2 separate regions of the Homo sapiens genome follow, and region 1 is linked to region 2. Evidence: chromatin contacts called from ENCODE Hi-C data. All regions are on one chromosome and are shown on one strand. Each heading gives the region's core, a stretch centred on a gene start or an enhancer-like site at or near the end of the contact. The rest is flanking DNA. Distances are from core to core; before and after follow the strand shown. Region 1 holds the start of ZNF365 (zinc finger protein 365). Region 2 holds the start of EGR2 (early growth response 2).

Evidence for each region. A loop is a pair of places that touch in the nucleus more often than their neighbours do. Pooled maps may share reads with other maps.
Region 1: a map of ascending aorta shows a loop between it and region 2 (5-fold over the local background). The contact joins the promoter of ZNF365 here to the promoter of EGR2 in region 2. A Hi-C loop is called at or near these places in 5 of 168 maps with a recorded cell type or tissue (ascending aorta, dorsolateral prefrontal cortex, natural killer cell and 1 more) and 14 of 50 pooled maps.

What each region holds. Positions count from the first base shown.
Region 1 is chr10:62,373,048-62,376,316 of GRCh38, forward strand. It overlaps ZNF365 (zinc finger protein 365), which reads left to right and starts at 1,322. Exons shown (of 5, transcript NM_014951.3): 1 at 1,322-1,411; 2 at 3,134-3,269. The coding sequence starts at 3,147. LOC283045 (a long non-coding RNA gene) reads right to left here and starts at 2,080. Exons shown (of 4, transcript NR_104162.1): 1 at 1,824-2,080.
Region 2 is chr10:62,814,665-62,818,153 of GRCh38, forward strand. EGR2 (early growth response 2) reads right to left here and starts at 1,702. Exons shown (of 2, transcript NM_000399.5): 1 at 1,197-1,702. The coding sequence starts at 1,365. RefSeq lists silencers at 613-702, 1,723-2,152, 2,443-2,522, 3,433-3,489 and enhancers at 2,548-3,489, 3,183-3,352.

The sequences.
Region 1 (3,269 bases), core at 72-2,571, 440 kb before region 2:
AACGATAACAGCTGACTTTATCAGTGTGTGTCCCTGTCAGGCAGGGTTTTTACCTCCATCATCATAGCACATTCGATCCACCGCTATATTAAGAGGTAGGTCTTGATTATCTTCATTTCATAGATGAGGAATTGAAGGAACAGAAAAGTCTAGTTACTTGACCCAGGCCCTAGAACCAGGATTTGAATCAAGTCTGATGCCAGAGCTTGGGATCTTCATTGCATTTGATGTGATAATTCATTTGTGAAAAAACAAAGCAATTCATTTGTTTTCATTTGTCAAAAACAAAACAAAATTTCAACTAAGATAACTGTTGAGCTCTTTACCGTTAAAATAAAATCGGGTGTTGAAATGAGTAACAGCAAGCCTTGAGAAAAGACACCCTGAGAAGTCAAGAGGATGCATTAACTGTCTACAGATGAACAGAATCTCTTCTCTTCTTTGAACAAGAAAACCCAGCAGTAACTTTTATCTAGGTTTCACATTTCAGGAGTTACAGTAGGGGTAAACCAAAACAGGTTAAAAAAAAAAAAAAAAAAAAAAAAAAGCAAAAGCCCAGCAAGCTGAGACATCAGAGTCCTTCAGAAGGAATGATTTGCCGTCTTCTCTTCAGGACATCCCCTCTTTAGGAGGACAAATTTTTTCTCCAGGGAAAGGGGCGTCCGCCTCAGAAATGGGGGTGTAGGTGAGGGATCTTGTTGCTTTAACTGTTTGTTCATTAATCCCTGCACTTTACTAGATTTAGTTCTGCCTGTTAACGTAGCCTCAGGACACTTGGCTAGGAAGGCTGGAGTGTACTCTCTGGGTTAGTTATTTTGGGACATTCTCGCCCTGCTGCTTGGGATGAAGAGGTCCTAATTAAATACCCGGACCTTCCAACGGGTAGATTTTCAAAGAAGATGCCCAGCTATGCTGCATCCTCATCCACACTCTCCCGCTCCCCCCAAACTAGTGCAAAAAAGCTTGCCAGGGCCTGCAGAAAGCGCCGCGACTGCGAGGCTGACACGCGTCTTTCCTTCCCTCCCCCGGGGAATGATCCCAGCATCTCTCGCAGTGATGTCAGTGTAATCCTGAGTCGGATCGGGCTCCCGGCTGGGTGGCGGGGGGGCAGATGATGCTCCCGCCAGCTGGGCAGAGCAAGGGTGTTCCCCGCGGAGGTGGCAGCCCTGGGCCGCGGCGTTCCGGAACCCCCGCACCCACGGCGCGGTGCCCCACGGTGCCCGCGAGCGCCGCCCCCGCTGGCTAGCCGCGCCTCGCTCCGCCCTGGACGCCGCCGGTCCCGGCGCGGAGGTGCGGCGGGGAGTGGGAGCCGGCCCGGCTCAGTCTGATTTACGGCTCTGCTGAAAACCGCTTCGCTCCCGCAGCATCAGCACCGGAGGCGGCGGCTGCAGCAGCAGCAGCAACAAGTCGGGTAAGAGGCGGCCGCCGGCCATCTGCGCCCGCGGCTCGGCGGAGGGGACCTGCCGGGGTGGCCGGGGCTGGGGAGGGGGTCCCCGAGCCCGCAGCATGGCGGGGAGTTGGGAGAGCCGGCTTCCCGGCCCCCACCAGCAGGAACTCATGTGCACACGAATCCACTCTGGCACCCGTGGGCTGGCACGCAGCGGAGAGGGGGCGGGGAGAGCTGGGACCCCGGGGCAGGGTCATTGCCAGCCTGCCCTTCTCTGGCAGAGTCACTTAGGGCTCTTCATCAGCCCAGTGGACTGGGTTTCCTCTGGGCCCATAAAAGCCTGCGTGCTCTGGAGTGTGTGATTACCCATTTCCCCATCCAAAATGCCACCCTTTTCCCATTGCCCCCTTAGAATCCTGACTTCCCCTTTCCTTACCTCTTGTCAGCGTCTTTGGCCCTATGCTGAGCCAGGGTTTGCATCTCGTTCCCAGAAAACCAGTGGTTAAACATCCCGGTGTACCCATCACAGGAAGAGGTTCCCCTCTCTGGGGGCCGGGGGCTTCACCTAGAAGCCTTGCCTGCCTCGCTGCCTGGGGACCATTTGCACCTCTGCTTTTGAAGAGGTTGAGGACACTTTTCACCCAAAGACCCCAGCTGGGCTCCCTCATTTCGGGTCCAATGCTTGTTACATTTAAGTAGAAACCTTTCATGGAGGAATAGAAGATATGCACTGCTTGCAGAATTGGGTTGCCAACAGTCATCTGTTGCTAGGGTGAAGATAATGCATTCCTACAAGGAAACCAGAACTTCCTGTTATTAAGAGAGTATGCTGATACCTACCTGGTTCACACACTGACCATCCCTAGAGGTTGTCATATAAAATAGCATCTGAGACAAGACAAATCCGTCCAGAACACTCTATTATAATAAAAATCTTGGCCATGGCCCCACTTATGCCAAATGGTATTTGACACATTGGGTCCCCAGGTTTCAGTGAAACTCACGTATGGGGTCTGTTATTGTTACGATTAGCACTTTGGTTTATGTCATCACAGCAATACCTGAAGGAAAAAAAGGCAAAAATTTCAGGGTGAAAAATTTTCAGCTGATTGCAGGCTTAATGCCACTGTGCATAGCTTGAGTAATCTTTCCTGTACTTGAGGATAGGTCCTGAGCTTGCTGTCTTAGGACCCATTTTGACAATTCATGTGAGTTTTCATATGTTCTTGTGTTCACGCATCTCGGATTGTATCCTTAAAATGGGGCACGGTTTTGCATTTAGTGTGCCAAATTCAGGAGGGGAGGAAACTTGAATTCCACTTCTGGATCTACCACTTTCCATCTGACCTTGGATTAATGGCTTTACTTCCTTGCTTCAGTGTTCTCTTCTGTGGAGAGGGAATGTTACCCACCTTTTTGATTCTAGGTAGGAGTTGGCAAACTTTTTCTGTAAAGGTAGTAAATATTTTAGCTTTTAGGAGCATAGAGTCTCTGTCTCAGTTACTCACCACTGCCATTGTGGTTTACAATAAATAATACAGAAATTGATACGGCAGCAGTAAATAATGCAGAAATTGATGTGGATGGATTTGGCCCATGGGCTGTAGGTTTTAAGTGCAACATAAAATATTATGTGCAAAAGTCACTTGAAACCAAAAAGCCTCTGCTGTCATGGAGATGAGCAGCAATCATTTTAGTAGTGTGTTTTTCAGCCGACTTGTAAACTACCTATTTCCCCCCTCCCAGGACTTTTAGAGTAATGCAACAGAAGGCTTTTGAGGAAAGCAGATATCCCTGGCAGGAGTCCTTTGAGAATGTTGCTGTGTGCCTGCCATTACGCTGCCCGAGGTGTGGAGACCATACCAGATTTAGAAGCTTGTCA
Region 2 (3,489 bases), core at 452-2,951:
CAGTATGGAACTCAAGAACTACCTCCAAAAAAGCAGAATGAGCTTTTCCCAACTCCCCTCCACCCCCAGCCATCTGTGGCTCTAGTCCCCAATAAAAAACACCCAATAATAGCAACAACAATATTTTAAAAAGCCTCATCCGCCCGGAGCTTTTCTCCCTCTTTTTTGCCTGGGGGTTCCACGGCTGAGGCACCAAGACAAACACCACCCAAGAATCGACCTATCCCAGTCAGTGCCGTGATGGTGCCAAACCGAGAGGAGAGCCCGAGAAGGGGGTGGGTGATTTCCCGGCTGCTCCCCATCCCCGGCGCCTTGTGCCTTTTTCTCCCTCCCTCTCCCGCTGCGCTTCAGCCGAGGGCTGCTGGAGCGAATGGGGGATGTAGAGGAAGGAGTCCGTAGGTTTCCGTGCCCTCCCAATCTTCTCCGCCTTTCCCGACAGCCGCGCGTCCCCGCCTCAGCCCAAGGCCAGTGGCCCGGCCTCGAGGAAGGCGCGGGGGCCGCGAGAGACGACTTTCCACAGCATCGCCAAGGAAACCGGCGTCGCCGGTGCCCCCGCGGGCCTCCCTCGGCAGTCCGGGGGCTGCTTCCCGCCGTTGCGCGCCCTCCTCCACCACCCACTCGCTGCCTCCGCCGGCCGGAGCCCCCGCCTTACTAACCCCCTCAACTTCGCGGGCGGCGGGCAGGTGGGGGCGCGCCTCCAGGCCGCAAGAAGGGAGCGCTCCGAGATTTTCCCGGGGTCGGCTCTGCCCAGGAGGGAGCTACCGACGCTTTCCCCTGGCGCTTCTCCGCCGCTCGGCTCTCCAGGCGCGCAGCTCTCCCCGAGAGCCCCGAACTTTACCGTCACTTTGCCCCTGCCCCGGGAGAGGGGAGGTCGAAGTGCTGCCGGCCAGAGGGCCTACGCAAGCCTCGAAACCCGGGGGGACGCCTCTTCCACCCCCATCCCTGCGCTCGCCCGGGGCTGGGCGCGCCGGGGCGCACGCACGCCGGTTTGCTGGCGACCTGGCGCATCTGCCCGCGCGCCCTGGTCTCAGCTGTCGCAGGTTCCTCCTGCACCCACTTCCAGTCTTCAAAGCCAGTGCAGTCAGCACCGTCCACCTGGAGCCCCAATCCTCTCCTGCGATTCCCGCACACCCACTGCACCCCATCCACCACCTCCGGGCCGCGCAGGTCCGGGCCTGCGAAGACACGCGGCTTACCTCCGGCCACTCCGTTCATCTGGTCAAAGGGGCCTCCCAGTTCGGCATTGGGAAAGATGGTCACCGACGTGGCGGCGAGGTCCTCCACCGGGTAGATGTTGTCAGACAGCTGGTGCACAAAACCACTGAGAGTTACTGGGATTTTGTCTACGGCCTTGGCGGTCATCATTTGCTCCTCGCACAACCTGGAGACCCAACTCCCTCGCTACCTGGAGTGTCAGAAAAGCCGTTTTGGAGAGGGGTTGGACTGAGCCTGGGATGGTATCTCCTTTTGCCCTCCACACTTAAAAACAACCACCACACACACCAAGAAAAAAAAATCAACAGAAATAAAAGTAGCAAACAAGTTGCTGTTTTTTAAGAAATAAGAAAAATGTCTATTTGCCACTGACTCTCTCCTGTCTGTGTTCCGGCTGCTGGGAAGCCAGGAGTTGCTGGTGTAGTGTTATTATAACAGTCAGTGAGTCCCCTCGCCGAGCTATTAATCAATTGCTCCTCGCTCAGTTAGACGGAAAGTGTTGCTCTAAGTATTTATGGGCAGGTCTTCAATACCCGTGACGTCGCTGCCCATATATGGACTGAGGAACAGGGCTGGGCCAGGCGGCTTTTGCCGTCACATGGCTGATTTGCATACACGGGCTCGGCCGCGCGGACTCCGCCGGGCTCGCGACTTCCAGCTCGCAGGCGGCGGGGATCGCTGGGGTCCCGGGCGCGCGGCCCTAGCTGCAGCCTGGGTCCGGGGCGCAGGGATCGCGGGGGAGAGGGCGCGCCATGGACCCAGTCACAGCCACAGCAGGAGAGCGAGCTGCTCCAGGCTGCGGCTCAGCCTCCCGGGGCGGGGAGGAATTCCGGTTCTCTGGGACTTTCCAAAAAAGGCGAAGATCCGGTGCCGGCGGCTCCGCCTCCCTAGCCCTTGTTTGGGAGCCATTCCGGAAAATTAAACTTCGGAAAGAAACCGAGCGGAGCCGAGACACTACAGTCAAACCCCTACTCACTTTCTTGGCAGCTCAAAACCGCAAGCAAAAGGAGGCAGCGAAGAAAAAAAAAGCTACATGCATTCACGGAAGCTGACTGCTTTTTTCTGAATTACTTGGTGGAAAGAAGTGGCTGGTGATAAGAGTGAATGCGTATTGCTTTTTTGGAAAGTCTGTTCTATTTATACAGGAGCGAAAACGGAACAGGTTTGGGTTGTTTGTTTGTTTAAGTATTTTGGGCACCTTGGGACTGGGAGGGTAAACCCTAGGAGGAGCAGAATTACTGTGGGGAGCTTCGAGAGAAATCCTCAGCCGGAGACACCCTCCTTCCTCTGCCCGCGCGCTCCCCGCCCCCCTTCAGCTGCTGCGCGGAGCGGGCGCCCTTCCCGGCGCGTCTGGGCGGTCGGCTGCGTGGGGGCGTCCAGATGGAAGCTTGGACACTCACCCTGCCCCTCCAGACACACATACACACACACTCACACTCGCTCCACTTCCGCTACACACTCCCGCCCCCGCTGCCCTCTTCACACACCCGCTCACACACCTTACACTACACACCTCCCTGTTGACTGCGTCCGCGCGCCGTCGTTGCCAGCAGTGTCCCGGCGGCAGAGCGGGCTCCGGGCTCGCTGGACAGGAGGTTCTATGAAGACACTGGCCTAACCTTCACTACCGGTCCCTGCAGCCACAGAATCCCCCTGACCCCCATAGCCCAGGATCCAGGACCGCGCCCTGCCCGCACCCGAGCCAGAATACACGTACTAGAATAAATATTTTCTCTCCCTCCCCAAAAAACACCTCGGTGAGCCCAGCGCGGTCCTCAGTGACGGCCGAAAGCATCTCTAATCACTTTCAAGACGCCATCCCCATCCCCCAACCCACTCGTTTTACTTTGCGAGACCCCGGTAGAAACCCTTCTGTTTCGTTCCCAAAGCAATTTTTAAAAACTTTTCCAAAGTCCAAATAGCAGCAGGTTCTGGCTTGCTGGGCGCAAAGCTTCTACCTCCCAGTGCGCCCCAGCCCGCAATGGATAGCCGGGCCTGTCCGGGGCCCCACAGGAGGCTGGTCCCGGGTGCCCAAGTCCAGCGCACCGCCGCCTGCATGACTCATTCATGGTCGTTTGTGCAGGTTGCGAACTGCCCCAGAGCCCTTTCCCGCTCCAAAGCCGCGGAGGCCAGGGATAACGCGCAGGGTCAGCCTCGCAGGCCTGTCCTGTCCCTTTTTCACCCCGGGCCCGGAGCGGCCCTAGCTTAGTGTGGGCCGGGGCGGGCGGGAGCCACGGCGCCACGCCGTGGAGGAAGCGCGGCGCTGCAGGCGGG